Linked DNA regions of Homo sapiens: region 1 is linked to region 2. A link is a contact called in ENCODE Hi-C data. All regions are on one chromosome and are shown on one strand. Each heading gives the region's core, a stretch centred on a gene start or an enhancer-like site at or near the end of the contact. The rest is flanking DNA. Distances are from core to core; before and after follow the strand shown. Region 1 overlaps LOC107984625 (a long non-coding RNA gene). Region 2 has its middle 670 kb from the start of DIAPH3-AS1.

Region 1 (6,441 bases), core at 2,629-5,128, 190 kb after region 2:
ACTTAACAACCTAGAAGAAAATGTTAGTACTCTCACCTCTATAATCTAGAAGGCTTGCTTGCAATCTGAAAAACTAGAAATGAACAAATCATTGCACACACATTCAAAATAAATGAAATGTCCCATGGTGAGGCTCTAAGCAGAACCTCCTGTCTTATCTAAGGATGCTACTTCCTGCTTTGGTCATGCTGTTTGAAAGTTATTAGTGTGACTGGTAGGTACACCTCAGGGACTTTTGAGAATGTAATTTACAACATTTAATATAGATGAAATGTGAATGCTTTTCATACCCAGTTGTGCATAGCTGAATGCTTAAGGGTGGAGTGCTGAAAAAGTGTATTTGTGCTAGCAATGCTAAATCATAAAGACCTTTCTTTATCTCCATAACCCTACCATCTTCTCTTATTATCTGGAAAGTAGTGGGGGACAGCAAAATGTTCCAAAAGAAATGGTATCTTTGGAGTCTTTTAATCATCTAAAATTTGGGAGTTTGGGATCTTTAAAAAATGTTATCAATTAATCTGGAAATTGAATAGTAAAATAATCAAATTTTGATTGCTTTAGTCACCTACAGATAAAAGCATCTATTGGTAAGATTTGAGGGATTTGCTCTTTAAAACATTAGATGAAAAAAAGACTTACATAGAATTTTGTATTATTATTTCAATTATAAAAGCAATACACAAAATAAGCTGGTATCTTAAATTGAAAAAATAATGAAATAAGATAAATTTGCTATAATCTCACCATCCAAATGTACTAGCAACTATTATCATTTTGATATGTGAATGAGAGAATTAGGGTCAGCCTGTAAAGAGAATTCTACAATCTGACTTTTTGTCCTTAATTTCTATTCTGAGCATTTCACCTTGTCATTAAATAATCTTCAAAGCCATATTTTTAGTTCCCACATGTAATTTCAGCCTGGGCATACACCTGACTTATTTAACAACTTCCTTGTCTTTGCAAATGTACGTTGTCCCCAATTTTTACTTATGATGAATAAGGTTGTAGATTTCTGGTTTTAAAAATGTCAGACTGATCACACACACTTTAGCCTTCTGCTTCCCCAAACCCTGCTAAAATACCAGAAAAGGGGCATTAATCCATAAGGAAAAAAAGATAGTGCAAGAGGAGATCTCAGCAAATTAAAGATTTCAGTGTATTTTTGGAAGATAAAAATAGAAGAGACCTCAGCAAGTTAGAGATTTTAATACATTTTTTGGAAGACAAAGAATAGAGAGGAGTAACTGACTCAGTAGAAGAAGGCTGCAGAGGGGTGCCAATGGGAAGCCAACAAATTGGTACTAATGAACACTGAGACGCACAGCTCTTTAAAATATTTTGCAATCTCTTTCCTATAAACAACACTTCTAAATATCTCTCTGCAATACCTAGTTAGGAGTGACAATGCGTTTCTAACCTTGATCAAATTATAAATCCATAAGCTCTCACAGGGCCATGTGTGAAAGGGACTGAGTGAAGTAGTCAGAAGAAGGAAGACAGTTGTTGGTCACTGGTGATTTGGGGAGGACGTTTATTTATAGTGCACAGTTGAAAACAGGGAGTAGGTGCATCTTGCACTTTCATCTTCACCCACTCCTTATCCTTCACTGTGCAATTTCTGATGAGTTCTCACTTTGATTTATAAAGCCACAATGTGCCTTTTCAGAATAAACACATATTCCAGTCTATAACTCTCTGGAATTTCATTCACTAGACCCCAGCTGTAAGCCCATTGACCTTTTTCTTGTGTGCAATGTAGATTCTATATATCTCGTGTTATTCTGTGCATATATTGAAAATGTTTGAACATATAATTTATTAAGTCATGGCAGGAACTATAAGTCTTTTTATATGACTTCCAAAGTAGCCCACCTTATACCAGCAAGTTTAATAAAAACTTCTGATGGACAAAATAAGTAGCTCTTATTATATTCAAATATGGGTGCTTTGTTTTTTTGACACTTTTCCCTGGTGTAGGTAACACCAGACTTGAAGACTTCTTACCTCCATGCTATCATAGCTCTTCTATTACTGCATTTATCACTTCACATTATAACAGTTCACAGAACTGTCTCATACACTATCCTGTGAGATCGCTGGGGTCAGAAACCATATTTGTATTCCTTCAATACACATTTTTTGCACCTGCTACATATCACACAGTGTAATAGGAATAAGAAATACAATGATGAACAAGATAAAGTAAACATGGCTTATTTAGGCAAATGCAATGTGGTCTGAGCCCCAGCCTCATGTATTAGTTAGCTGTTGCCACAGTAATGCTATATAACCATCCCAAATGTCAGTGGCTTACAAGCATTCATTCTCATGCCCATGGGTCTGCAGGTTCTCTATACTTTGCTTGATCTTGGCTAGGCTCCAGTGGGAGGTTCTACTTCAGACTGAAGTTTCTCTGGGCATAGTTCCTCACTGTGAGTTGGGTTCAGGTCAAAGACACTTGTGTGTTAATTCTGGGGCACAGGCTTCTCAGAGCATGCTCTCTGCCTGGTGGATCGCTAGAGCACAAAATGTCAAATACATTAGAAGCCTCTGCCCCATGATGTCCATTAACTTTCCATTGGCCAAAGCAAGTCCCATGACCAAGCTCAATGTCAATAGTGCAGGAAAGGCCTGTTGTAGGAAAGTACTGCAAAGTCACATGATAAAAGATATAGATGTATAATTCTAATATAGGGTTGGTGTCAAGAATTGCAAAAGATGGGCCAGGCACGGTGGTTGACACCTATAATCCCAGCACTTTGGGAGGCTGAGGTGGGCAGATTGCTTGAGTTCAGAAGTTCAAGACCAGCTTGGGCAACATGCTGAAACCTCATCTCTACTAAAAATACAAAAATTAGCCAAGCACGGTGTGCACGCCTGTGGTCCCAGCTACTCAGGAGGCTCAGAAGGTCAAGGCTGCAGTGAGCCAAGATCATACTACTGCACTTCAGCCTCGGCAACAGTGAGACCCTAAGGAAAAAAAAATTGCAAAAGATGACTCAACCTGCTGCAGTAGACTACCTTTTTTTGGTTACAGAATACAGAGTACATTGTACTCTGTAATGTTCCTCTTTAAATACTCATTGCATTTACAAAGAACTGGCTCAGTATTCACTGCGCTAGTCTTCTGTAAGCTTTATAAACATAGTGATCCTGTATGTTTTATTCACTAATTATTCACCAAGTTATCCTTTACACGTAGCAGATGCTCAATAAATTAATATTGCATTAAATTGAATTGGTAAGTGTTATGACCGGGAAATGCAGAGAGCTAATAGATAATGCAGAATAGAGGTTCTTAGTATCACCTGCTCCTTAGAATCAGCTGGGTCCAGTGTGCTGGCTCTGAAAAAAAAAAAGGAAAAAGAATCACCTGGGGAACTTTCACGACTATCTACGTCTGTGCCTCACCCAGAATAATTAAAGCAGAACTTCCTGGTCTAAATTACCAAAAGTGGAGCCTGGGCCTTGGTGTATTTCAAATGCATACAAGGTGATACTGATGTGCAGCCAGGCATGAGAATCACCGACCTGGGGACAACTTACTCAGATTTGGGAAGACTTCCTGAAGGAAGCAGTAGTTAAGCAGAGGCTACGTGTGAACTGTTAAGTAGATACTGGGCCCAGCAGGGGCTGAGGGTAGGTAGGAGGGGTTTGTAACTGAGGAAGTTGACTGTGCAGATGCACTGAGATAAGAGCGAGCTCCTTGCCCTGATGTCAAGATCACAGTATGCTAAGTGAGGTAGAACCTAATAACTGTTACTCTAGGCAGAATTCTTAGATAAAACGACCAGAAAAGCTTAGGATTTCAAGGGAAAACTTCCCGACCAGGAGGCAGAGGTTTCTCAGGAAAGGCTCTGCCCAGTTTGAGTAACTTCCCTTGGCGGCTTGCCAGGGTGAAGCTTTTGTTCAGCACAGCTTTTGCCCGAGTTTATTTTTGTAGCTGCTTTTGCTATGCTGAACTCTTTCCAGCTATTCTTTGTTTATGTAACTCTCTAGGCCGCCATCTAATTTCTAGGATATGACAATCTTTCCACGTAACATTTTTGTTCATGATGACTGCTGACTTATATTTTAATATTAAGCAGGCAGAGTTTTTTTTTCAAATATCAATATAAGAAATATTTATACCAAAAACATTTCCGCTTTTTAAAAATCTGGTCTTCAAGCTACACTTCATGTAGCTCAATATTCTCCTTCTACAGTTCCATATGAATTCATTTCACATTCTTTTATCAGTAAAAGCTTGTTGTTCTTGTCAAAATGACTTACTTTCTTACATTTGATAATGATAAATATTTATCCATCATGTTTTACTTCTTGTCTTATTTTCCAGGAAACTCAAAGCTAAAATTGCAGAATTCAATATTAGCCCAGGTTGGAGAATGTCATTCTCTTTCCTAAAAGATTTTAATTCTTTTCTTTTGTCTTTTGCAACTCTATGTGTGGCTTCTACAGTAATCTACCTTAAATACTTTTTTGAAGCAAGATTACAGATTACCAGGTAAATTACTCAGGCTTATTAGTTGCTACGGCAAATACCAAGACATATGACTCATTCACTGTCCAGGAATTTTCAATCCACTATATATTCAGAGACAAATTTTCTCTACAAATAAATGTGTTAATGAAAGGCTTACAATTTTTAGGCCTCAAATTATCTCTGCAATAGGCCTAAAACTAAACGTGTGTTTTCTTGTACTCTTAGATGTTATAACTATTTTTTATTAAAATTTCTCCAAGCATGTACTGAATATTCTTTTCTAGAAAGACATATGTACAGATATACACCCATGTACAAAGGTAGACCCAGTTGATATTACCACCGTAACATTGTGAAGGCTGACAAATATGAAATGTTTATTTGTAGCAGTTCCATTTGGAAGGTACATGACACTAACAATAAAATAGTAAATGCATAATTGCTGTCTGATGCCTTTTTGCAGCTTTCCAGAGACAATGGCATCAATTGAAATTAAGTAATTTTGAACCCTCTCATTTTGCAAGAGAGAAGAAAATCTAAGAAAACTGAGTACTGTAAGGAAGATATGAATACAGAATTAAGTAAAACAGGGACTTTCCAAAGATAATTAGGCCATTCCAGATCCCAACATAAGGAGTATCTTCCCATCCACCTCCTTCCAATAAAAATCACAATTTTTAAAAACCCTTTAAAAAGTATTTCTTGCCACAGTTCTACCTTCTGAATCCAATTAGCAATTTTATCACTTCATTTTATTAACATCTATTAATCTTGAAAAACATAGAACTGGCATTCTATCGACCTCTTTCTGGTCTGTATTTATAAGGGAGAAAGCTTCTTACTTCTATTTACTAGCATGAAAGAAAAAGAGATTTAAGGCAAGACACTTTGCATAGAAAACTCATAAACTTCCACCTAAATAAGCAGTTATAGAAGAGCAGATGCATCTAGATTGCATTGGTAAACAGTTCTCTGTTATAGACCAATCAATAAAGTTAATGCTAATTGTAATGTACTTTTGTCAAATTGCACTTCGTCTTAATTTCTGATTTATGGCATTTTCCATATAGTACTTCTGAAAATCTAGAGCTTATTGCAATCAGTCGCTGCTAATGGGAGACTGACAGAAGTGAAATAACATTCTAACCTGAGTATTCAGATATCACGTTCAATATTCCTGTTGATTCAGAAAGAACTAATGTTTACTAAGCCATCCCCCACCTGCCCCAGACTTCCTGTAACAGCATAAAATACCAGTGAGTCAAGACCAACAGGTCTTGACCCCAGCCACATTTATAGAAAATACCAGAAGCACTTGTCTCAAGAGATAATATCCTTTACAACTGCCTATAGAAATATTTACAATGCATTGTGGAGTGCATTGATCATTTTGTTCAATAAATTGTGCATTTATAAAATAGAACAAGAATTAAAATTCAATTTTACTATTACAAGTGAATGGTTCTGTGGTTGTTCCTTATATGTCAGGTCCTAGTCCTTGGGACAATAGAAGAACTATAGGATCTATCCCATGTTGTTCTAAAGAAATTGGAAAGTTTCAGAGCTTCCTGCTTCATCTACAGTAGAAGAATCTTATCCTGCCAGATCCTTCTACTACCCAGTATCATGTCAGACTACTGCAAGGCACCAGCTTGTGCTGGGCAGATTTTTCTTTCTCCAATCTTTTCCTCTCTCTCACTCCCTCTCACACTCTCCCTCTTCTTCCCCCTGATCCTTTCCCACTCCCCTCCCCTTCTTCCTTCCCTCCCTGGCTCCCTTTCTTATTCTATTTATAAACTATCTGGTTCTCATTTACCTCTATAAACATTTTTGCCTAGATAATTCACATCCTTTGGGGGGATTAAAAAAACTTAGCAAAATGCCAGGTTCTGTACTAAGACATTTATAGAGGAGAATCTAATAATTTTCTATAGCTGTTCTTCCCAGCATGG
Region 2 (5,738 bases), core at 2,617-5,116:
CATTACTTGTGCCCCTGCCATGCTTACAAAGACTGGGATGGTTGAGAAGTGTAGCAAGATGGAAACAGCACTAGAGGAGGATCAGTTCAAAAGAATGTTGCTCATGCAGAGGCAGGTGAATGGCAGCAGCTCATGGCTTGACTGCTATGGGCTACCATACTTTGATCTCCAAACAGAATATCTGAGGCCGACATGTCCAGATGTGTCTTCCAGGCAGCAGTGTTTTCTCTTCAGCAACACATTTCCAGGCAGCCTTGCTATCCTGCTTCCATTTGTCAAAAACAAAAATCAGTGGAATACAAGATTCAGAAGTCAAAAGATTCAGCTTCTTTAATTAAAAGGGGTCAAAGCAAAGTAATATGGAGATAGGGAAGAAAAACAATCTCCACAAGTAGATGAAAATGTGAGCCCGACTTTGGACCTAGACATTTACACATTGTAATCAAGTGGATTGCCAGGAAGCCAAGATCATATAGCTGAGGAGCAAGTGAGAATGAGACTATGCGAGTGTGATAACAGTTCTATATCCATAACACTTTCATCTCAGAGTACACTTGTGCTTCAAATGCATTTGCCAGGAGCTTTCCTGCCTCTCAAGCAGGAGTCTAATGGGAAGACTGCAAAAAGGGAAATATCAGAAGTTAGATTTTGGTATAAGCCAGTGGGACAAGAGTAGGATAGCCCTGTACCAAGTGCACAGAGAAGGCTTCAGAGTTTTTAAAGATGTGTTAGAGTCTTCACCATGTGCCTGAACAATTCATTTCAATCAACGAGTCTTTCCAAGCTAGCATTCCTTTTGAATTTACAAAACAAAAATGCAGTCTCTTTCTTACTGTTTTCAAATCATAAACAAGGATATTAAATCAGTTCCTGAAGAAATGACATAGGAGAGCTATTTAAGGCTTCAAATTCTTGATAATATGAAAAAAAAATAGAATGAGGTTGGGTGTTTCCTGTCTCTGTTTAAGATGAAATCATTGTACGTGTTAGCCAATGACCGTATTTAACGCATTTCCTACGTCCTTGCATTTGTTCACATTTTCTTCTCTTTGAGCTTTACTGCTTGAGTGGTGCCAGTAATGAAGGGGAACACATTTGTCTCTCATAACTGTCAGAGATGACACAAAGAAGCAAAATGAATGTGGGAGGTGCTGTTTTGTTTCTAATTAACAAGGGTTTTCAAGTATTTGTGTAAAGAAAGGGAGTCAACATTCAAAGGGTTTGAATCTATTGCCCTTTTCAATGTTTTCCTTTAAGAAAGAAAAGAGATAAATTTTTTTATAGGGAAATACTGTGTGTGCAATTCAATGGAAATGATAGGGACAGCTAGAAGTGAAAGATGAAAAAAAATTAAATAATCCAAGTACTGTAAAGCAATGCATAGCTGAAGGCACCTTATTACTTTATATTATACCTTCTCATTCTGAATAACTACTGTTATATAATATGAACCATTGATGTTTAATAATAGAAATAACCACAGTCAGATGCCAAATCAAGAAGAAAAGATCTGCACTTTGAAAAAAAAAGAACTCTCTTTATGCATATGCCACATGTAAACGTTCAGGGCTTGAGCTCTGAAAGGAATCCTGTAGTGGGAAGGTATTGAGAAAAGCAGTTCTGAGCAAAAGAAGGGGGGCGGGAGCTAGTTACAAGTCTGGTTCTTGCCCAGTTGAAGTAACTGACACTATGAAAGTCTGTCTAGGCCTAACTCTGTATGTGTGAACACCACCACACACTGACACCTTATCTTGTTGCCTAGTAGCAGCTACAAGAATGAATTCAATGTGTGGTGTGTCCATCCATCAAAAATACCTACTAAAGTGTCTAATGAGAAGAGCGTTCTGGATTATACATCTTAAGGGAATACACACACAAAAAAACTCAGACTTTATGACACACTATTTATCTGGAAAGACAAAAAGCAAAACACAAAAAGAAGAACGCGTCTGTAGTAAAACATAGTGACAAATAGGATATATTAGTATTGCAAAGTGCAATGTATTAACGGAAGTAAAGGACTGCTCAATGATAATGTTCACTGAGCGCCATGAAAAGAAAATGAATATACTCGGGATGAGAATGAGGGTTCAATCATTCATGCCTTCCTCAAAAAGATGAGTTTTTAGCAGAAAATGAATTGATGGAGAGGATCTATGAAAATTCACCAGTGAACGGAACCATATCAGAATGTAGGGATATACAAGGAACAGAAGAATGTGACTGACAGCAATTCAAGGCAATGGGCATTTCTTTGTCTCACCTAACAGGAAGTCTGGAGATCAGCCACTGGTGTTAGGTCTGCAGTCTCAGAGACAAGAGCTGGAAGTTTTATGATTGTCTTGGCTCTCTTTCTTGATCACAAGATGGCTGCTGCAGCTCCAGTCATCATAACTTTGATCACGGTTTTAAAAAAAGAAAAGGAGCAGAGGGGAGTGAACAAAAGGGAGACTAAAGGAAGAAATGGGCCCCCTTTATTAGGAAAAGTGACAACCTTTCTGGAGCTCTGACTAGCTGGCAGAAAGAGATTGGGAAAGACCGAGAGTCTGCCAAGGGACTGTGTCTGCCACACTTGGACAGATGAATGTAAGAAAACACAGGTGATGGTGAGATTAGCTCAAGGGAATGAAACCATCTGGATGGGATTTTGAAAGATTTTTCCAAAGCATACACATGCACACACAAAGCACAAAAGTAAATTGTGGGTAGAAATAATGTCTAGAATATCTTGTTTATAAAAACATTCACACCCTTCAAATAAACTTTCATTCCTTTACGCACTGGAAAATTTCCACTCGTGACAAAAGAGCAGCCATCTGTGAAACAGGACATGGCAGTAATTTGCCACACTGCATACAGGAATTCGCCAGCACAGGTTAAGCATGGAAATAGAAGCCACTTTCACCAGAGCAAAACTACAAAAACGGATTATAAGAACAGATTATATCTGCCTAAAGAATCTCCCACCGATGTTCCACATTTCACCCTATCTCTTTTCTGGTTTGTTATCAAACAAGTGACATCTGTTTTATGTAGTGCCAAGGCACTTTGTCTTGTTTGTGGATGTTTTATTTGTTCACAGGCACACCCTGCTGGACACCCTGGTACCATGTCCCTGGTTCCTTTAATGAAAGGGAAAATGAAGGGGGTTTTCATCCCTGCTTACTTCATGTCAGCGAAGTCTTTGTGCATGGAGTCTTTTGAGCCTCCTGGCAACACTGTGATTTGAAGTGTCACTATCCTGATCTGAAAGGGGAATAGTTTGAGGGTTGGAGAATTCAAGTTAGATGACTGAGAAAGAGTGAGTCCTGGAAGAGCTGTGTGGTATCAAGCCATGCCAGTCAGACTGCAGAGCCGGGGGACGCCACCCTGACTTAAGAATTCTACGTGATGTGCCGAAGACCCCAGCAACTAGCGTAATTGCTGAATTATGTTATAAATTGAATATGTGAATGAAACCAATTCTCTGCTGGCCATGAAAAAAAAAAGAGAGAGAGAGTAATAAGCAATGAAATATTTTCCAGCCTTGAGAATACCAGGTCAATTTGATTCAAGCCATTCTGGTCATCTAAACACTTTTACATGGTTTCACCAAGCTCTAAAACAAACCTAGCTGTGTTGAGATGTCCCTAACTATTTGCAGCACTCAAAGACAACATCGTCCTATGGAAAGAGTGAGGGTTTTAAATCAAATCATCCTGTGTACAACTCCTAGTTCTACACATTGCTAGCCAGTGTCCTTGGATGTCTTGCTGGGCCTCCCTTTCCTCTTATTCATAGGAGGGTTAATAACAGCTTCCCTGTAGAGATAAATATGTGAGAAGTACCTCACACAGGGCCTGACATGTGGCTGGCATTCTATGGAGAAGGGCCAACATCAGTGACGTGAGCCCTCTGTTAGCAGCACAATCTCCATGCGATGACACTCCCCTGGCTCAGGACCAGATACTCCCAATGTGACCCCAAAGTGAGCTAAAGAAAACAGAGTCAGCAGAACATTTCCCAGGCTTCTCCCTGCTCCAAACAGGGCAATCCAAGTCTCAGCACTACCTAATAAACAGCACAAACTTATAATAGAGTCAGGAGTGTTTGAGCACATAGGGAATGATGGAAAGACATCATAGATTAGAACTATTAGTGGATCATGCCTATAATCCTTACACTTTAGGAGGCCAAGGTGGGAAGATTGCTTGAGCCCAAGAGTTCCAGACCAGAGTAGGCAAGCTGGCAAGACCCAGACTCTAAAAAAAAAAATTTTCTTTTAATTAGCGAGGCATGGTGGCATGCACCTGTAGTCCTAGCTACCTGGGAGGGTGAAGCAGGGGATTCCTTGAGCCCAGGAGTTCAAGAAGGTAGTGAGATGTGATTGCACCACTGCACTCCAGCCTGGATGACAAAGCAAGATCCCACATCTAAAAAGTAAAAGTTAAAAAAAAATTTTTTTTAAAGAACTGTTTAGAGAATGGAAAGATGAAGGGGAGACACAAAAGAACATAAAAATGGAGTGAAGAGGGAGACATGATGTCAGAAAAAAAAACAGCACACACATATATATATGCGCCAAAAGGATCAAATGTCCCATAATTAAAGGAGATGACCTTGCAAAAAAAATTTTAAAGGCCTTTGAATTTCACAAGACTGTAGTACTCCCAATAGCAGAATGGAGTGGAATTGCCAGATTGACATAAGCCAGATTGAGAATGCCTAGAAGGGTTGAGCAAGGTTTTGGAGGGGTTATTTTAGAACAGTTTCTCCACCTTGGCTCCATTGACATTTTGTGCCAGATAATTGTTGTGGGGGCTGTCCTGTGCGTTGTAGATGTTTAGCCGCATCCCCAACCTCTAACCACTGGATGCCAGTAGCTCCTCCAGTCCCCAAGGCATGACAGTAAAAAAATGTCTCCAGGCATTGCCCAGCATCCTGGAGGGTAGGGGGAAAAGCAGCAATACCACCCTCGGTTGAAAACCACCACTTTAGAATGCAGAGACCTGTCTGTGTTTTAAACCACAAGGAAAGAAATACAGAAATAGTTTCAGTGTCTTGTCACGGCAAACTTTTCTGTTTCATATCAATATAGAGGGAAAAGTGCCAAAATTTCAAATGGTAAACAGAAGAAGAAAAATAGCAATGACTGTCAACTAAGGCGATGGAAATCAGCAGTTCTTTATTCTTGTTCTGTTCTGCAATAGTTCAAGTGAAGATAACTTTGGGAGAAAGTCTTGGACTGTAATTTTGTTTAATTTCAGGGAATGGATGTAGGGTAGGCAAGCATCAAATTTGGGGCTTAGATCAGGATGGTTGGTTCTTGGCTTCACCCAGGAAAGAATTCAAGGGTGAGTGGGAGGTGTTTGATGGCAACTTTTACTGAAGCAGCAGTGTCCAGCAGCAGCAGAGGTACTGCTGCCTGCAGAGTGGGGCTACCGTAGAGGCAGTGTGCCCAGAGTGGCGGCTCAGAGGCAGTTCTGCAATCATATTTATACCTACTTGTAATTACATGTAAATTAAAGGGTGGATTATACAGAAATTTCTAGCTAGGAAAAGGCGGGTAACTTCCAGGTTGTTAGGTTGTTGCCATGGAAAGGGGCTGTAACTTCTGGGTGTTGCCATGGCAATGGTAAACTGACGTGGCACACTGGTGGGTGTGTCTTATGGAAAGCTGCCTCCACCCCATCCCTATTTTAGCTAGTTCTCAATTTTTTCCAGTGTCCAAGCCCCGCCTCTTGAGTCAAGTCCTGCCT

What was found. Hi-C counts contacts between places; a loop is a spot of excess contacts on that map. Pooled maps may share reads with other maps.
Region 1: a loop to region 2 is called in a map of heart left ventricle, with 5 times the contacts of the local background. The contact joins two enhancer-like sites. A Hi-C loop is called at or near these places in 2 of 168 maps with a recorded cell type or tissue (endothelial cell of umbilical vein and heart left ventricle) and 1 of 50 pooled maps.

Annotation. Positions count from the first base shown.
Region 1 is chr13:59,528,038-59,534,478 of GRCh38, forward strand. It overlaps LOC107984625 (a long non-coding RNA gene), which reads right to left. Exons shown (of 5, transcript XR_001749886.2): 2 at 3,315-3,351. Among named protein-coding and RNA genes, the nearest start is that of DIAPH3-AS1, 480 kb to the right of the region's middle. Within about 2 kb of position 3,879, at least 15 of the 41 ENCODE cell types and tissues checked have a DNase peak (open chromatin) inside an H3K27ac peak, as active enhancers do; they include heart left ventricle, where a contact is called at or near this core.
Region 2 is chr13:59,341,630-59,347,367 of GRCh38, forward strand. No RefSeq gene overlaps it. Among named protein-coding and RNA genes, the nearest start is that of DIAPH3-AS1, 670 kb to the right of the region's middle. Within about 2 kb of position 3,867, at least 6 of the 41 ENCODE cell types and tissues checked have a DNase peak (open chromatin) inside an H3K27ac peak, as active enhancers do; they include heart left ventricle, where a contact is called at or near this core.